Linked DNA regions of Mus musculus: region 2 is linked to region 1. Evidence: chromatin loops called from intact Hi-C (ENCODE). Cell type or tissue: gastrocnemius. All regions are shown on one strand.

Region 1 (2,500 bases):
CCTCAGCCATTCCCCACATAAGGCCTCATCCCCATGTTCCAGGCAGCAGCTAGGTCTCCCTCCCTCAGCTTCAGAAGCAGAAGGAAAAACCAAGATCCATCCATCTTCCATTTGCATCTTATTGGCCAAAATTCAGACCTGTGACCTCACCCAGCCACATGAGAGACTGGACAATGAGCCAGCTAAAAATCTGGACTAACGCAAGAGTGATTATCGTGAGGAGGCCAACTCTGCCTTCCACAGACAAGGGTGAAAACTGTGTTGACTACAACCCACTCGAAGGAGAACCATCGGATGTTTATGACGATGATGAGCGAATCTGGCTAACTAATGACTACAGTCCACCAGATAGCATTTGTGGGAGGCCCCTGGTTCAGCTTCAGCTCCTGCACTGACTCTGACTCCAACTAACTTCAGGCGGCTCTGAAACCAATTACGGAACTAAGCTGTAACCAATTAAGCGGTCTCTGCACACGCTCGTTCCCTCTCAGTGCTGTCAGATCCTATTATTACTGGGAGTTGTCTGAATTCGCCTTGGACCGCCCAATTTGCAAATCACTTTTGTTTTGTGTTGCTTTGTTTATAATTGCTCAAATTCACATTGAATTTAATTAGGTTAAGATTTCTCCTTTGGGCCGGGTGTGGTGGAACACATCTTTAACCCCAGCACTTGGGAGGCAGAGGCAGGCGGATTTCTAAGTTCGAGGCCAGCCTGGTCTACAGAGTGAGTTCCAGGTCAGCTTGGACAAGTTGGTGTGGGCACTGTCAAGGAGGCCCAATGGGGTTCTTCGTGGGTCTTTTCTCCTTTTCCAGGGATGGAGAGAAAGGATCTAAGCCATCTCTTTGCTCTGGATCTCTCACATGCTCACCTGTTACATTTGTGTCCCTTCAAGGCATTTTTGGTTCTTTGTCCAAAACACGTAGGCCACTCCAGGGGCTGATTCTGCATCCCCAGCAGCAAACATATTGTGTAACACATAGTAGGTGCTCAAAAAAAAAAAACAAAAATCTGTCTTTGGTGAATCCATACGCTTTATGATGGGTGCTGAGTGTGCAGAACTGGGAGGCAATGAGCACTACCCACTAGCACTCAGAGACAAAAGGAAAGGCCGGTGGGCGCCACGAGGAACAGCCCAGGCAAAGGCCCAGGGGCCTGCTGGCCAGGAGTCTGGGTAGCCAGACAAAGTGTAGGGAGTCACGAGGAGCACGGGCTTGAAGGGAGGTCGAGCCAGACTGGTAATTCCTTTCAAGTCCCAGTCGGAAATGTTGGCCTCAGCCGTGAAGGAATGGAGAGCCACCGGAGGCTTAAACAGGGGAACACAGATCAGGCACCTGGGACACTCTTGCAGCCGACAGAGAATGGGAGGAGGAGGAGAGAGCAAAATCAGAAGAGACTGGGTGGCCAGGGTGGCGGGAGGCACACCGAAACCAGGCTTAAGGTGGACAAGGAAAGCAGCATTGGGCTCAGCCAGGATGGAGGAGAGAGGGCTCGAGAGGCTCAGCCGGGCGGGCGGGCGGCGGTGAGAGCAGATGGGCTTAGAAGGGAGGAGGGGCCGAGCGAGGAGAAACAAAAGCACCCCAGATGGTCCAGGGAACTGTAGGAGGGGAAAGAGTGGGGGGTACAGACACCCAGCAGGGGAGGGGGCTGGGAAGGAGTTGGAGAGGGCCCTGGCTCCAGTCGAGGCAGACAGAGCTGCTGGCCGCCTGTATCTTTCTGCTCATGGCTCAGAAATGTCCCAAGCTTGCCAGGAGACTTCGGGCCCCTGCTGGCCCTGTCTCCTCCCAGGCCAGGCAGCTCCCTCATAGGGAGCTTTGGGACCGTCTCCCCTAGCCTTCCCATTGCCAAGTGAAGACCCCTGTCTCAGTCCCAGGGACACCTCTTGAGCAGACTAGTTAGGAAAGCAGACATCTGCAGAGGGCCTGTCAGGAAACAGAGGGGTGAGCAGAGGCCAGCGGGGGTTGCCAAAGGACCCACAAGTCCAGCAGGGCAGGAGGCAGAGTGGGGTCCAGGGTACAGTTGCGGCTGGTAAGGAGTTAATGTCTGGTTCACAGTGCTTCTCTGACAGGCCTAATGAGACCCAGGTGGTCCTCTGGCCCCTGACAGTGTAAGCTGATGCCGGGGGCCGGTTGTTGGGGTGGGGGTGGGGGGCATTCTGCAGTTCCAGGGGCGGAGCTGGGTCTGTGGGCTCAGACCCAACACATAACTGTGGGCGGCTGCAGTCTGGGGCCCCAGACAGCCAGCCTCTCTCAACTGAGCTGACACCATGAAGGTACTGGCCTGGAGGATCAAGACCATTTGTGGAGACAAGCCACTTGCCAGATAGGGAACAGCGAAGCTCAGTGGAGTTCTCTTGAAACTTAAGTTCTGGGGATATTGGGCCTTCCTCTGAAAGTTGAGAGGGGGTAAAAAAGACAGAGGGCAGAGTTCAGGCAGGGAGAGCCCTGGGAGGTGGGAGGCGTCTGGCCCATGTTGGGGGCTACACTCACCCCATTTCCCATC
Region 2 (2,500 bases), 47 kb before region 1:
AGAAGGACAGGGAAGAGGAGGGGGAGGAGGGGAGAAGGGGGAGGAGGGAGAAAGGAGAGGGGGGAGGGGAAGGACAGGGAGGAGGGAGGGGGAGGGGAAGGAGAGGGAGGGGGGGGAGGAAAGGGAGGAGGAGGAAAGGAAAGTTTGCAAGAACCAAATGTGATGGATGACGCTGAAGGTAACAGGGTCTTCCAGACATGACAAGGCTCATGTGTATGTAATCTCAGAGACTGTGGCAGCACACACAAGAGACATACAGGTCACAACTCAGCACCAACCGGGGGAAGTGAACAAGGGCTCCCACCCCAGCCAAGAAGCTACCTGCAATTGATAGCCACTGACAAAGGAACATTAGTTTTCACCAATGGAATCTCACTGGGAGTATTAACCACACACCACAGCACAGGCCCCATGCCCAGGAGCAGTTGGCCAACACAAAATGAATTCAAAGAAGTTTTTGTAAACTTTTTTTTCCTTTGGTCTCATTTGCTTTGTTTGGACGTTTTGTTGTCTTATTGTCTTTTGCTTGTTTCTTCTCAGTTTATTGTTTTCTGGGCACTTTTGTGTTTCTTACTGTTTTTGTTTGTGTGTTTGTTTTTTTAAGAGAAGGGGGAAAGAACATAAAGCTGAGTGAGGTAGGAGACGGGAAGGATCTAAAAGGAACTGCAGCAGGGAGCGAGCATGATCAAAATATACTGTGCGAACATCTTTCTCAATTAAAAAAAGATGCAAGAGAGAGATACAAGCTCCTGAAAAGGAGATCACCAACCCCCTCTGACCACAGGAAGAAGCACGTGCTTATGTCCCTGGGATAGGAGAGAAACCACTTAGAAGAAGCAGTGGCGTTTGTGTTTGGTGAGTGGTTTCAGGCATTTAGTCCACAGTAGTCTGGCTGCCTTGTTCATGGGCTGTGACAAAGCAAAACATCAGCATGGAATGGACAGAGCCGAACAAAGCTGCCCCTCACGGAGGCTGTGCTGCAGAGAGAAGAGAATGCCTAGACACAGCCTCCTTTCCTCCACCTACACTATCTCTCCTTCCTCCTCTTCCTTCTCCTCCTCCTCCCTCTCCTCCTCCTCCTTGTCCCCCTTCTCCCCTCCTCCTCCTCTCTCTTCTCCTCCTCCTCCCTCTCCTCCTCCTCCTTCTCCTCCTCCTCCCTCTCCTCCTCCTCCTTCTCCTCCTCCCCCCTATCCTCCTCCTCCTTCTCCTCCTCTTCCTTGCCCACTTCTTCCCCTGTTCCTCCTTCTCCCCCTCCTCCTCCTTGTCTTCCTTCTCATCCTCCTCCCCCTCCTTCTCCTCCTTCTCCTCTTCCTCCTTGCCTTGATTGTAGGTGGGTTCTTGTCTTCCTTGTTCTGAGAAGTCCCTTGCAGGTAGACCCAGAAGTGTGCTTTACTGCCTCACTAGACAATCCCCCACCAAATCAAGACAGGAACATGTGAAAAGGAAAGAAGCTGCAGCCCACCTCTGCTCCCCCAAAGACTTCAGAGAACCCTAGAAACTGGAGAAGACTAATTGGCAAAGATCATCCTCTGTGCAACTATTCAATAAAGACTGAGAGAGGCCGATGCTTTTTCAAATACATAAAACTTAGCAAAATATCCACAAGGTACATGTGCCCACGCAAACATACATGCACATGCACACAAGTCCACAGAATCATGGCCCATTAGAGGGAACAAAATATACCCGGAAGCTGACTCCAAAGAAATATTAATCTATAAACTATTTGACAAAGTATTCAAAATAAATTGTCTTAAAGAAGTGCAACCATTTTATTTTGGTTTGGTTTGTTTTCCCAAGAGAATGCAGACAATTGGACAGCTAAATGGAATCATAAAGTAGGCCAAGACCAAAAAAAAAAAAAAAAAAGAAAGTGTCAATGGGAACCATTAAAAAGAGGCAGATTAGCTCTGGAATGGTAGGATTCGATAACCGAATGGGCACTGTAGGAAGTCACAGCATACTTGTCTGCAATTTAACACTGGTCACTTGGAAAAAGGGGAGATAAAATAATAAAGGAAGTCTAGAAGACTTATGAGACATCATCACATTTATCAACACACATACACACACTCATACACAAACACACTGTCTTTGTCAGGGTTTCTATTCCTGCACAAACATTATGACCAAGAAGCAAGTTGAGGAGGAAAGGGTTTATTCAACTTATACTTTCCACATTGCTGTTCATCACCAAAGGAAGTCAGGACTGGAACTCAAGCAGGGCAGGAAGCAGGAGCTGATGCAGAGGCCATGAAGGAATGTTAAGTACTGGCTTGCTTCCCCTGACTTGTTCAGCTTGCTTTCTGATAGAACCCAAGACTACCAGCCCAGGGATGGCACCACCCACAATGGGCCCTCCCTCCTTGATCACTAGTTGAGAAAATGCCCTACAGCTGGATCACATGGAGACATTTCCTCACCTGAAGTTCCTATCTCTGTGATAACTCCAGTTTGTGTCAAGTTGACACACAAACCAGCCAGTACACACACACACACA

What was found. Peaks named below come from ENCODE experiments on the same cell type or tissue, not always from the same donor. Only the 100,000 strongest peaks of a DNase experiment are listed, where the experiment ranks them.
Region 2: it touches region 1 in a loop (1.9-fold over the local background); 6 of 42 quality-filtered maps call a loop at or near these places.

The regions. Positions count from the first base shown.
Region 1 is chr11:61,483,216-61,485,715 of GRCm38, forward strand. It overlaps Mfap4 (microfibrillar-associated protein 4), which reads left to right and starts at 2,216. Exons shown (of 6, transcript NM_029568.3): 1 at 2,216-2,270. The coding sequence starts at 2,265. In gastrocnemius, no CTCF peak of the experiment used is centred here; DNase peaks (open chromatin) are centred at 1,203, 1,610 and 2,077; H3K4me3 peaks cover 1,212 bases; H3K27ac peaks cover 2,258 bases.
Region 2 is chr11:61,436,542-61,439,041 of GRCm38, forward strand. No RefSeq gene overlaps it. Among named protein-coding and RNA genes, the nearest start is that of Rnf112, 16 kb to the right of the region's middle. In gastrocnemius, no CTCF peak of the experiment used is centred here; no DNase peak of the experiment used is centred here.